Regions from separate parts of the Homo sapiens genome. Here region 1 is linked to region 2. The links are chromatin contacts, found by Hi-C or POLR2A ChIA-PET in ENCODE. All regions are on one chromosome and are shown on one strand. The core of a region is the stretch at or near the end of the contact, and the rest is flanking DNA. Distances in the headings are between cores, read along the strand shown.

Region 1 (6,521 bases), core at 3,846-6,345, 190 kb before region 2:
TCAGGCAAGTCACAGACGGCATCCCAGCACACAGGGAGAGCTGAGAGCCTCAGTTCTCTCTAAAACATGAGGAAGCATGCACCCATCCCAGGGTGTCGGCAAAGAGGCCATCCTAGACGCTGCGCTTCTCACAGCTGTTCTGGCTAGCAGCATCGGCTGCTTCTCAAAAATGATTCTGAGAGCTTAGGAAAAAGCGAATACCTCCAAAGTCCCAAAATAAGTTTCTAGAATTCCACAGAACAGAGTAACAGTCCTGCCTCACCTCCTCACAGATCAAGGGCCCATGTTGCCTTAAATCATTTCTAAGATAAACCAAAAAAGGAATAAAGGTGGCAGGGAAGAAGGAAGAAGGAAGGAAGAGAAAAAAAAGCATGTGTCTTGCCTAGAACAAAGGAGTTCTCATTTTAATCTCCAGATGGACACTGTCATTCCACAACGCCTGTCGGCTCCAGACCAACCCAAGAAGCACGATCTGCGGACAAACTGCTCATTTTACATTTCTTTCTCGTCCCTTAGAGAAAAGCACATGTATTTCTACAAGAGTCCTCATTTGGCCGGGTGCAGTGGCTCATGCCTGTAATCCCAGCACTTTGGGAGGCCGAGGCAGGTGGATCACGAGGTCAGGAGTTCAAGACCAGCCTGGCCAATATAGTGAAACCCTGTCTCTACTAAAAATACAGAAAATTAGCTGGGTGTGGTGGCGGACGCCTGTAATCCCAGCTACTCGGGAGGCTGAGGCAGAATTGCTTGAACCCGGGAGGTGGAGGTTGCAGTGAGCTGAGATCCTGCTACTGCACTCCAGCCTGGGTGACAGAGTGAGACTCCATGTCAAAAAGAAAAAAAAAAGTCTTCTGGAGAAAGTTAAAGAATGTTCTTAATAAGTCATTGAATTTTACATATTTTTGACTTTGTGTGTTGGGGGATAATTTTGTTTATAAAGTCTTTAAAAACTGACCATTTTTTGCATTGGTTAATTTACCCATGAGACCATTTATTTGTAGTTAATAAAATACAAATCTATTTAAAATGTTGAATTCATAGTTTTTGGTCACAAGGCATGTTTGAAGTTTGTCGCCCCATGCTAATCTAAAAGCGCCTAACTCCCCTCGAGCTCCTTTAGTATGCTTTCCATATATCCTACGTCAAACTGTTTGGTGGCCACATCTGTTTGAGGAAGGTGAGCTAAAGTGTGGAACCGGCCTTTCTTTCAGCGGCTCGTTGGGGCATTAGTGGTTGTGGTAATTATTATATCACTCTTTGAGTATCGGCTCTCAGTTGGACACTCTCCCAGGCATTTCAGGTTGGTTGTTTATTTGAACCTCACCTCAAAATCATTACATCCATAAGAGGCACATACTAATATATCTTTGTTTTGTGGTGGGGAAATGTAGCCTGAGGAAGCTTGCCCGAGCCAGGGTCTGGTGAGGTCTCCGGTTTGAGTCTGCGACTGTGGAGCTCTGGCGCCTCAGCTCTTCCCAGAGCAGCTCCCGGCTCCTGTGCTGCTCCCCCGTGGAGTGTCCTCACCTGTGAACACCTGCTCACCTGTGAGTGTCCCCTCAGTAGGGCGGGTCTGAGCTCTGGCAAGGTTGCTAGGCTTTTCTCCCTCCCCCAACGCTTCCACAGAGGCAGGGCTCGGCACTGGGCACGCTATCTGATTCCCCCTTTGCTCATGTGAATTCTCGCCATTTCCTCTCTTTCCTCTTCACTCTGCTGGACTTGGTCTCATCCTTCAGGATCTCCTCAGATCCACCCTTTCTTCCGTGAAACTTGCATCTATTTACCTACTTTTACAAGCATCATTTAATAATTATTTTTATTTAATTTTTAAATTTTACTCTTTTTTTTTTTTGAGACGGAGTCTCACTCTGTCATCCAGGCTGAAGTACAGGGTGCAACCTTGGCTCACTGCAACCTCCGCCTCCCAGGTTCAAGCGATTCTCCTGCCTCAGGCTTCTGAGTAGCTGGGATTACAGGTGTGCGTGACCACGCCTGGCTAATTTTTGTATTTTTAGTAGACAGGGTTTCACCATGTTGGTCAGGCTGGTCTCGAACTCCTGACCTAGTGATCTGCCCACCTCGGCCTCCCAAAGTGCTGGGATTACAGGCGTGAGCCACCACGCCCAGCCAATTTTTAGTCATTTTTACAATAGAGAAGGGGTTTCGCTGTGTTGCCCAGGCTGGTCTCAAATTCCTGGTCTCAAGTGATCTTCCCATCTTGGCCTCCCAAAGTGCTGGGATTACAGGCGTGAGCCACCACACCTGGTCCTCATTTTTATTATAATATGTACTTAAATGTATTGAACTGAATTTGTTAGAAGCCTGTCCTTAACCTTTACCTCTCTTCTGAGCTGTTGTCAGTGGGATCCCCATGCTGTAGGCATGAGTGGGTGTGTGTGGGTGTGTGTGTGTGTGTGTGTGTGTGTGTGTTTGCATGTACACTGCCCAGTGGCCAAGACTGTGAATCCATAGGGCAGATTCATCAAATATTGTCGCTTGAGTAAATGCCTTAAATATATGTGTTCTACTTTTTTTTGCAGGGTATGTAGATGCCGTTGTGATGAACAGAATACAAATGCATGGGAAAATGTTGAATTCTTAGTAGCTTTTTTATTGTTAGGCATTATTTTCAGCCAATAGGTTGTATGGAATAGCCTCTATCACATAAAGATAACAAAATCACTGATGGTGAAAACGAGTAGTTATGCCAGGATAGACCAGGGATGCTGGCCATCCTGTTCATTTGCATCTGTGCCACAGGTGTTCTGTTCTTTCAGCACGTGTTGGTTGACTGCTTAGCTGGATGGTGGCCCTTGTCCATGGAACCTCTGTCTCACCTACCCTTGATCAGTCCCATGGAGTGTGTGCACACATGGGTGCCCAGGAAGTACTTACAGATTTGACTTAGTCCTTGGATCCTATTTCCCCTGTTCCACTACCCATTCCCATCTGCTATTTCACTTTCTTGAATTCCCTCTTACTTTTCTTCCTTTGTCTAGTTCTTACAGATAACCCTAACCTCCAATAATTTTCTGTCAATTAATTGCAGCTGCTTCCTGAGTTCCAGCTGCACATTTAGCAAGGCTCAGGCTACACTGGGGGCAGATACATAATCATTGAAATAATTACTCATGGACCATTTTTGCCAGGTATCATGGAAGATGCTTTAGAAATGCATTCTGTCGTTTACTTCCTAGAAATACCCTAGACAGTTGGTACTGTCTTTATCACCATTGGCAGGGGAGTTAACTAGGAATTGGACAGCCAAGTGTGTGGCAGAGTCAGGATTAATCTCAGTCCAACTCCCAAGCCTGTGCTCTGAAGCCCTCTGCTACCCTCATCTCCTGAGGATTGGTCATGGTTCTTCCCCTGAGGAATTTTCCATTGGAGAAACAGAAACAATGCAAACAGTACTGTCTGGATATGAATAAGGATTGAATTGTTTGGAACTGCAGAGGAGTGAGGAGGTGGAGGGGCTCAGAAAGGACGAGAAGAGATGGAGGCTTTGTGAAGAAGGCAGGTCTTCTGCGGGGTTCTGGAATAAGGCTGGAGAGGGGAGGAGGAGCGCTCAGGTGTGGGGAACCACACCCAGGCCCGAGGGAGTGGAATGTGCCCACAGGCTGTGGGGCCACTTTGGAGGGCAGTTATCTCAGGGAAAGTGGGATGAAGCTGGGTGGCCAGAGTCAGGGACTGGAAATTCGATGGGAGGCATGAAGCAGTGGATGATAAGGAAACGTGTGTGGTTGTCAAGCAGGATGTGGCAGGATGAGGGTTCTGTCTGAGAATGATGAAGCTGGCAGCAGATGGCAGATCCTGCATGGCATGGAGTTACCTCCGACTCCTCTCTAGTTCATGTGTGTTGACTCTTCATTGCCTGTGTGCCCTGTGGCCCAGTATTATTTCTTCTGGTCCTGGGAACAGCTGTCTACATGGAAGTCCCACGGTGGTTGGTCCCGTGGTGGTTGGTCAGACCACCCTCGAGTGCAGTGTAGTGAAAAGGCATAGAATGTGGAGGTTGGAGACCTGGATTTTTGACTCCTGGCTTTATAGCTTACTAGTTGGACAAGTGATCTGACCTTTCTTAATTCTATTTTCCCCCTTATCTGTAACTTGCAGATAATTATAACTACTTACAGGGTGGTTTCTGGATTAAGATGATAGCAGATATCAGTAGAGAGGCTACTTAGTGTTCACGGTTCCAGGCTTCCTGGGATCAGGTGTCAGCTCTTACTGTGTGACTTGGGGCAAGTTACGTAGCCTCTCTGTCTCCTTTTTCTTGTCTATCACATGAGGCTGATCGCTGTATTAAATACTTAACTCACAGTGACAATCAGTATATCAGTAGTAAGTGATGAATACACTATAGCTGCAGTTATTCCTGGGGGCCTCATCTTCATCAGCACCATTATTTCAGTCCTTGGGATGAATGGAGTCAGTGCTTTCTCTAAGGTAGGAGACCAAAGCATGAAGACTCTCTGATGTGTGGTAAGAAATGGTCTCTAATCATTGTGTTAGTGACATGCCTTCAGGACCTCTCTTAAGCATTGAAATTATAGGCACCCTTGTGCCAGTTCCAGGGTCTTTTAGGGGTTCCGGGTATTATTGCAATCCTGTAAAAAGTCATTGCTTTCTGATACAGAAGGACTCTCGCAAGCACAGCCATTCTCAGGCACAGAAATAGTTCCCTTCCTTTTTTTTTTTTTTTTTTTTGGAGACGGGGTCTCACTGTGTTGCCCAGGCTGGTCTCAAACTCTCTTCTTTTTAAATAGAAGGGGAAGGAGGGAAAGGAGAGCAGCGGATGCATGGATTTCCTTTGGCCCAGTTTCCTCCCTCTGTCAGAGGACTTCCTACCGCAGGGAGTGGGAGACACCTGGGGGCAGGCCCGCACCTGCTCTGTGCCCTTTCAGCGATGGCGTTTCTGTTTTGGAGTGTTTGCTTTCCCCTTTTCCCAGACCTCCACCGCGCTTCAGTTTAGCAGTGCGCTTACGGTCAGCAGTGCCATGCGGCTGCTGCTTCTGAAAACCCCCAGCCCTCCTGAACCAGCCAGTGTCCCAGCTGAGCAATTCGGGGTTTTTGTTTTGCTTTGTTTTTTAAAACAAAACTCAAAATCATTGGACCTTATCCTCTGTAGTTGAAGTGAGAGTTACTTTCTGAGGACTGGCTTGTACCAGAAACCAGCTGGTTTTAAGTTGCTGCAGATCTTTAAAGGGACAGCTTATTTGTGGACCAGATTTCCCTACTCACAGAAACTTTCTGTCAGAGGGTTCTAGTGTGGAGGTGGGTTACAGATGGCAGAAATGCCCGAGTTTGATTTTAAATTTTTAATCTTCACGTAGGGTCCAAGTCCTGTGGAGCTAATCTCTGACATCCCCACCCTTGCCCTGTTAGGGTTGGTCAGTGATACATGTGGACGTGTGCTGTGTGCGCAGATAGTGACAGGACCCAAAAGCAGATCATCACATAAGAGTCAGGGCTGTTCGCTGGGGCCTGTGGCGTTGGCAGCAGTGTCCTCAGCCAGCAGCTACTGTGTACATGGCTGGGAGACGGGGCTTTGCATATTTGGCCTCAATCATATAAGGTAAGAATGTGAGGAGAGGGATGTGAGGGAAGAGCCTGGTGCTGTGGAATGCAGGGACAGAGGGCAACAGCAGGCTGGCCTTCTTCCTCTTGAGCTGAGGAGAGGCAGATTTTTTGGGTCTTGATTGGCTCTTTTCTTCATTCTTGTTAGAACACGGAATTCCAGCTCCAGTAGTAACACCATTTTGAATCCTTTGTTTGTAATGTCCTGGAGACTGAGATTAGGAAGCAAACCAACCTTTGTCTGCCTTTGGGGAAGGCCCAGAAGGAAGTCTCTCTGTTATTACCTTAATGGTACCAATTAGTTGGTAACCAATAATGGTTGTTATTGCCATTGTGTTACAAAATTTGCGAGGGTCTCAGATTGTACTGTGTATTATAAATGCAGCAAGAGTAGGGACCACGTCCTTAAAATATGTCCCCACGACCTTGTGCCTATTTGACCCTCAGCTGGTAGCCTGATGGGTAAAGCGGCTCCTTGTCTGCACCAGGGCATCTTACCTTGCAAGGCAATGATCGGCCTGTGGGATTCATGTGGGTGTGGAGTAGGAGGAGACACAGAAGCGACCCTCCTGGCTGGATCAGCATGGGTAGCTGTGTCTTCAGTGAGGCCTGACTATTATCCACTTGCGAAGTTTGTGGTGACTCCTATGGCTTATGGAGCACGTTGATGGGGTGCGGGCTCACAGGAAGAGTCTCACCTCAGTGCCAAGGGGTGTCAGAGATGCTCACTGCCCTCCTCTCCTTGGGGTTGCATGGAGGCAGGATGGCGCTTGGCCGTGGCAGGGTAAGGAACCGGCGACGGAGGCCCATCACGTGTTCACAGCTCTCCTGCGTCAGTGCTTGGGAGATAGGGACTGTCAGGTCCTTAGCCCGCATTTATGTGAAGGCAAGGGGAGCAAAATCATTGTCATTAAAGAATGGAGATGGCTGTCATTTCATCTCAC
Region 2 (7,413 bases), core at 4,890-7,389:
GGGCTAAGGCAGCTATAAACGTCATAGTTTTAGATGCATTTTCAGGTGCCAAAGAATTGCCCTTGGCTTTGAGAGCTGGACGGTGAGCTCAGCTGGGGCTGGGAGCCGGTGGCACCGTGTAGTACTGAAGCTTTCCCACACAGGGCCCAGGGGTGGCAGCGCCCCATCCAGGGAAGTCCCCTGGGTGGATCCGCCATTCAAAACTTTCCTGTCCTTTTCCTCCACGCCAGCGGAGATACAGGCTAAGACTCCCTAATGCAGGATTTCCTTTGAGCATCATGTCGGCAAAGATTCCAAAATCTGAAAAATTGAAACACCTCTGGTCCCAAGCATTCTAGATAAAGGGATACACACCCACCTGAAGGCCCCCCCCCCCCGCTTCTCCATCAGCACCTCTAAAGATGATCCCAAGAGCCTTCATCCCTCTCTCCAGGAAGATCTTTTACTGGAGGCCACATGCCTGTGAGAACCAAGCGCTAGACCAGGCGTCTGCCTGGCTGGCTGATGCCGGGTGCGGCTCTCCAAGCCTGTTTCTACCTTTGAACCAGGAAAAGAACATCCACTTCTCTGCCCCGTAAACAGATCCTAGACGCTGAGCACTTTGGGTTTTGTGGGGTGCTGGGCCATCCCTCTGTGGCTGCCTGAGTTGGTCCCATACAGGCATCTCTTCCCTGAAGGCTGACCCGGCCCTGCCCACGGCACGCCTGGGAGCGGCTCCTGCCCAGGCCTATGGCCGGAAACGCCACAGTGGCTCCTCTGGCTGGCATGAACTTCACGATGACACCTGGGTCTCAGTGCAGTTTGTAGGAAAGGAAGGATGCCACGGGGTCAGATCGTGTGTGGGGGAGATTTGGTACAGAAGCGAACACAGGAATGAAGATGGCAGAAACGTCACGTAAGGCGAGGCGTGTGTCTGCTGGCCTCTCGCCTATCGCAGGTCTGAACTGCGCACAGCATAAGGCTGCAGTGCTGAGACTCAGCCCCTCCCCGGGGGGCCACAGCCTGGGCCGTTCACTCTGCACGTGGCAGTCTTGGTTTCTGCACCTTTGAGCAGAATGCTAGACACAGTGGTGGTTTGCCCTCTGCTCAATATCCCTCTAACAAATCACCATGCAAAACATTCCAGCTGGGCACAGCCACCCCACGCCGGGACCCCCACACCGGGACCTCCACTCCCTTCCCTCTGCTGGGTGTGATTTGGCCAATATCCAAAGAGTTCACTTCAGAAAGGGCAGGGTGAGAGGAAGGATATCATGGGGGTCCCTGGGCTGGGCCAGCCCTGGGGCGGACGCCAGAGGGCCCAGCTCCCTCTGGGAAATCCTGCTCGCCCTGCCCCAGCACCCATTCTGAGCCACAGCCAGACTCTGGGAGGGCTGTGCTTGGAGTTTTCCAGCCCTTGGGCCTTAGGAGTTAGCCCTCTGAAAGTTGGTGGCGAGGGCTCACTAGCAGCTGAGGGTTGTTGGCATTAGATAGAGCAGTCCCAGGGAAAAGGCTGCTTGAAGCAATATGGGAAACCCCAGACTGGTCTTTCTGCAACAGCTGAGTCATGCCAGCCTCCCAGAGCTTCTGCAGGGTCACACCCACCCAGCAGCGGGGCTGGGGAATTCCTGGGGTCTACTTGCCTCCGCTCAGTGGGTGGGACTGGTCTTCACCATGGCCGTGATTTCACCATGGGGGTGAACATGATTTTCACCCCCCCAGGCTCTGGTCCTGCATCTCGCCATCTCTCCCCTCTCCTCTAGCAAGACTCTTGCCCTCACAACCCACCGGCCCTTCAAGGCCCAGCGCTTGGGGAAAGCACCTCCTAGGCAGGGAGCCACCCAGCCAGGCACCACCAGCCAGGCCCTTCTCTAGGCTGTCAGGGCAGAGCCCTGGGTCTAGGCAGAGAGGGGAGCTCTGTGGTCGGTGCTGACTTGGCCAGGAGCCACCAGCCCCGGTGCTGTGGCCCTTTGATGTTGGCTGAGAGCTCTGGGCCATCCCTGCAGCCCCAGTTCCTGGGGAACTAACTGCAGGGAGGGCTCTGTGCACCTGGCCTCCTGCCATGTGATGGTGTGTGTTCACTCTGTTTTTCCAACCCAGGTCTCGGGCAGGCGTTTATTGTCGGTTTCTGTCCCAGAGATGAGGGGAATGGGGTGGCCAGGAAGGAGGAAGCCTTCACTCCAGCAATCAGGCCCCCGCCAGTACTGGGGTGGGCTCCAGTTCAGGGGCTTAGGAGGCACCATGGAACGCATGGGCTTATTCCCAGGGGAGCAGAGGCCTTGTGCAGACCTCACCTCCTGCAGTGTGGGGGGATGAGATGCCTGGAGGGGCAGGAGGGAGAAATGGCCCACTTGGTAATAGCCATTACCGCGTGTCAGCCCTGGCCAGCAGGGGACAGGCCACCTCTGCCCCTGCCTCCCCAGCCCTGTCCTCAGGCCAGGAGGACACTGGCCCCTCCACCCCTCATTCCTTCTGCTTCTGAGAGCACCTGAGCTTCAGTGAGAGCACAGCAGCCCGGCCGGGGAATGAGCGGCACCTGGAGACAGCCCACCCTCAAGAAGAGCATGGAAGTGTCTGGGGCGGATGGTAGGGACAGGGGCTTCAGGACAGGGGAAGGCGGTGGGGGCAGCTGGCAGGGAGGGGGTGAAGTTCCAAGGGTGCACTGAGAAGGGGACTGGGGTGGAAGGGGAAAAGGGCAGTGCGTGGCAGCCCCTCTGCTCCTGTCTTTCTCCCCATGCCCCTCGGGAGCCGCCATCCAGCCCCCACTCTGAAGCACCTCCCACAGGGACCCCAGCCACCCCACTCACAGCACACACAGCTGCTAGGAGCCTCCCACCGCACTGCCGGGTAATCACAAGCCACGCTTCCTGAGCGCATGCTGGGTGCCTAAGACCTTGCGTTTCATGTATTCACAGCCCGCCTCTGAGGAATGTACTATCATCTCTTTGATGACAGGAAATTGGGGCCCAAGAAACTTGATCTGGGGCCTCAGGATGCGGGGAGCTGGAGGCCAGCTTTTCTGGGGGCAGCCCCTGGCCAGTTACAGCTCACGAAGCTCGTCAAGGATAGAGCTGAGAAAACAAACTCTGAAGGCTGAGCTCTTAACCACCAAGCTAGAGGCCTCCCGCCCTCCTCTTGACCTCTGCCCTGGGAGGCCTGCCCAGACCCCCGTGCCCACGCACCCTCTGCCCTCCAGATGCACAGATGCTTCTGGTCAGAACCGCACCCTGCTCTTCAGTGCACCAGTGTCCCTTGTAGAGTTCTGTGCCGTGGCTTCTATCCCAAGTCACTCGGGAGTAAGCTACGCGCACTGTCTCCCCATCTTCACCCAGGGATGTGAAGAGCTGGTGACCGCGGAGACGCTGGATGGGACAGCATCAATCTCGGCACTCTTGGGAGGAGAACCTCAGAGGAAAGCCGGGACCCCGTCAGACTGAGCTAGCAATACGCCAGGTCCGGAGCTCCCAGTCTGTTACTGCAGCGAGCCTGCAGAAAGAGTCCGCCATCAGGAAGGTGGTGGACTTCTTTCTCCAGGTGCCGCCACTACTGCTCTGGAGCCGTGGGAATGCTGCAGTCTCCTTCCACAGAGAACGTGCTCTCCAGGTGTGTGGAGTGCCTCAGCCGACAGCCTCGGGCTGCAGCCACAGAGGCCACGTGCTCCAGGCACTGAGCCAGTGGTATGGGGGGTCTGTCCCTTGTTCCTGCAACAGCATCCTTGGCCCTGAGCTGCTGTTGGTGTCGCAGCAGGGCCCTATCAGATCTGCTTCACAGCCGACCAGTTCTCTTCCTCCCTCTCTCCCCTCCCAGGGGTCCGATCCCCATTGTGATCTGAAGGCTGTCCCTGTCCAATCCCGCCCCTTCCTCTTGGGTGTCACCTCCCACCGAGCTTTGTCTCAGCATCTGCTTGCCGGAGGATGGAAACTGACACCTCTGTCCTCTGCTGAGTAATACCAAGACGAAACCCAAAGGACTTTTCTCTTTTGTTTTTTATTTTTATTTTAGAAACGGGGTCTCACTCTGTTGCCCAGGCTAGCCGTGCACTGACACGATCACAACTCACTGCAGCCTCCACCTCCCGGGGTCAAGCCATCCTCCCACCTCAGCCTCCTGAGGAGCTGGGACCACAGGCACACACAAACATGCCTGGCTAATTTTTTATCTTTCTTATTTTTTGTAGAGATGAACATCTCACTGAATTGCCCGGGCTGGTCTTGAACTCCTGGTGGCCCAGTCTGGTCTCGAACTCCCAAAGGACTTTTGAACAAAAACTCTCAAACTCATTGTTCACCATGGAAATGCAAAACCAAAATAGCACCGAGCTATCATTTTATACTATTAGACTGGCAAAGGTTTGGAGGCTAGATCCTGCCCAGTGTTGGTGGGGATGGAGCAGGGCGGCCTGCAAGCCCTGCTGTGGGATTAAAGTGTACCACTGGGGAGACCTCACCACAGGCCCACCTTAGACGGGAGCTCTGTCCCTACAGTTTGGTCCCCAGATATCTCTCTAAAGAAACCCTCATTCGGGCTCAGAGCACCGTGTTTGAGGATATGAATGAGAGTGGCTCGTCATGGCGGCAAGTTGGAGGTCACTGGGGTTCCATGGTTTGGGAGGCAGTTGGGCAAAATGCAGGGCTGCCCACAGTGGGGACCCCATGGCACTGGAGGCACACGCGCAGCAATGTGGAGGGACCCAGCAGATGGAGCCGGGTGGAGAAAACGCGCCAGCTCACATCTCAGTTAAAACACACGTGCACGAGCAACAGCACACTTGCTCGTGAGACTGCCTAGGAGCCAGTCCACGGCGCGGAGAGAGCCGGCAGCGCTGTCTCATTCACTGTCTCAGTCCAGCTTCCAGCCCTGCGCCATCCTTATGCGAGAGTCCCTCAGGTGTGTGGCAACCTCAGCTCTGCACACCCAGCCTTGGACACCCACAGCGCAAACAGGGACCCTCCCAGAGCTGCCCCCAAGCCCTCCCCTGGCCTGTGTGCGGGCGTCTGAGCGGGTGGAGGCCAGCCATGGGCTCTGCTTCCCTGTGAGCCAGGGTCTGGGCTGAGTCTAACCTAGAGGCCCAGGGTGAGCGCCGGGGAGGTCACATCATTCCCGGAGTTTGGAGGGATCCAACACAGCTCCCCTGAAGTTGGCTGTGACTTGGGCCTGTCAGAAGCAGCCTGAGAGGAGGGTCGCAAGTGACCCAGACCTGGGAAGGAGGGAAAGGTTTGAATTTTGCAAAAAAAAAAGATAACTTTGCCCTTTTCGCTTGATCTTGGGGGGACAAGATGGGGGTGACGCCTCCCGAGACCGGGAGAGGAAGGCCACCTGGCGAAGCTGCAGTCCCAGCATTATCTGTATGTTAAATTGATGTTTTAAATCAGAGTTGATATCCAAGTAATTAAAGAATAACTAACAAGCACAGGGACTAGTGAGGGGCTGGGCCAGATTCTCTGCAACCCATATGGCTTCACCTACTTTCCAAACCCCCGGTTCTGTGAGGACCGAAAATGACCATCCCAGACTATTCCAGAAACAGCCTGGGGATTCTGAAAGTTTCCCAGAGCATAGGCAGTGAAAGAGAGAGAAGCTCAGCCCTTCTGGAGGGGACGGGTGGCTCAGAACAGAAGGTGGAAAGGGAGAGAAGCTCAGCCCTTCCAGAGGGGATGGGTGGCTCAGAGCAGAAGGTGGGGATGCAGTTCTGGGGGCGCCATGGCCGAGCACCACAGACCCGGGACTTGCACAACAGAAGCGGGTTTCCTCACAATTCTGAGCCGGAAGGCGGAGATAAATGCGTGGGCACGGCTGGGTTCCCCGGACGCCTCTCTCCCTGGCGCAGAGACGATGTGTTGTTCTCCCCGGGTCCGTTCCTGTGTGGGTGTCCGCGTCCCCATCAGGACACCAGTCAGATAGGAGGAGGGCCATCCAGTGACCTCACTTCACCTTAATCACCTCTGGAAAGTCCCTGTGTCCAAGCACAGTCACGTTCTGAGGTCCTGGGGGTCAGGGCTTCAACTTACGAATTTTGAGAGCATTCAAGTCAGCCCACAACAGTGGACTCTGAAATAATCTTTTAGGAACTGGACTCCTCAAGGACGCTTTAGAAAATGCCGGCCTCGTTCTGTTGCAAAGGGGTAACTGAGGAAGAGGGGCTGAATTTTCACAGGAAGACGAGCCCGGTGGCAGGAAGTGACAGTGAGAAACTGCAGCATAAAGCGGAAGCAAAGGCCGACTGTGACTATGTGGTCGCCAGCTCGCCTTCCCCGTCAAACCTTGCTGGATTTTGTGTTTCATTTTCATTGCCAAAAACATCATTCAGGTCGGGTGCAGTGGTTCATGCCTGTAACCCCAGCACTTTGGGAGGCCGAGGTGGGAGGATTACTTGAGCCCAGGAGTTCAAGACCAGCCTGGGGAACATAGCAAGACCCTGTCCCAAAAAAAAAAAAAAAAAAAAAAAAAAAAGGCCAGGTGTGGTGGCACACGCCTGTAATCCCAGCACTCTGGGAGTCTGAGGCGGGCAGATCACCTGAGGTCAGGAGTTCGAGAACAGCCTGGCCAATATGGTGAAACCCCGTCTCTACTAAAAATACAAAAATTAGCCAGCCAATCATGGTGGTGGGTGCCTGTAATCCCAGCTACTTGGGAGGCTGAGGCTGGAGAATCACTTGAACCCGGGAGGCAGAAGTTGCAGTGAGCGGAAATCACACCATTGCACTCCAGCATGGGTGACACAGCCAGACTCCGTCTAAAAAAAATTTTTAAAAAATTAGCCAGGCGTGGCGGTGCATGCCTGCAGTCCCAGATACTTGGGAGGCTGAGGCAGGAGGATCACTCGAGCCTGGGAGGTCAAGGCTGCAGTGAGCTGTGATCACACCACTGCACTCCAGCATGGGTGACAGAGCTAGATCCTGTTTCAAAAAAAAAAATAAAGTCATCATTCTCTCATGTATGTGTATATTGTTTCATTTGTTAATTAAGGTATAATTTTACATACAGTAAAACTCACCATTCTTCGTGCAGAGTTCTCACAAAAGTGTACAATTGTGTGGCATCCACCACAATCCCTGTATAGAAGAATCCCATCATCCCCGGAATTTCCCTGGACCCTTCCATAGCCCCCCAGTCCGTCACCCCCTGAATTGTTTTCTGGCACCCCGCCCCCCTTTCTTTTTGAAGTGGTTGTTTTGCAGGAAACATCACCCTCTCTCATTTTACAAATACTGCAGACAGATTTTGAAGCCCAAAGCATCATAGAGGCAGCAGATCAGGACAGGGAGGATTGAGGCGGGGAGGCTCTACCCTGACTGTAAGAAGCACTTGAGAGACCTGCAAAAAGCCAACAGGAGAGGCAGAGACTGTGGGGGCCAATTGGTACAGGTCCTGCCCTGCATGACAGGGCCAGTGGCCCCCACAGTGCTGAGGATAAAATCCAACTGCTCATCCAGG

Evidence for each region. A loop is a pair of places that touch in the nucleus more often than their neighbours do. ChIA-PET counts read pairs that join two places held with the same protein, here RNA polymerase II (POLR2A). Pooled maps may share reads with other maps.
Region 1: a pooled map shows a loop between it and region 2 (3-fold over the local background). The contact joins the enhancer-like site here to the promoter of LINC00528 in region 2. A Hi-C loop is called at or near these places in 2 of 50 pooled maps. POLR2A ChIA-PET finds 5 or more read pairs at or near these places in 3 of 52 experiments (H1, PC-3 and WTC11).

What each region holds. Positions count from the first base shown.
Region 1 is chr22:17,963,370-17,969,890 of GRCh38, reverse strand. The region is part of intron 1 of MICAL3 (microtubule associated monooxygenase, calponin and LIM domain containing 3); the gene reads left to right. Among named protein-coding and RNA genes, the nearest start is that of MIR648, 14 kb to the left of the region's middle. RefSeq lists a silencer at 1-48. Within about 2 kb of position 5,095, at least 3 of the 41 ENCODE cell types and tissues checked have a DNase peak (open chromatin) inside an H3K27ac peak, as active enhancers do.
Region 2 is chr22:17,776,016-17,783,428 of GRCh38, reverse strand. It overlaps LINC00528 (long intergenic non-protein coding RNA 528), which reads right to left and starts at 6,139. Exons shown (of 1, transcript NR_103718.1): 1 at 3,948-6,139. RefSeq lists enhancers at 1,425-1,874, 1,236-2,249, 2,920-3,827, 4,095-4,144, 5,625-6,104.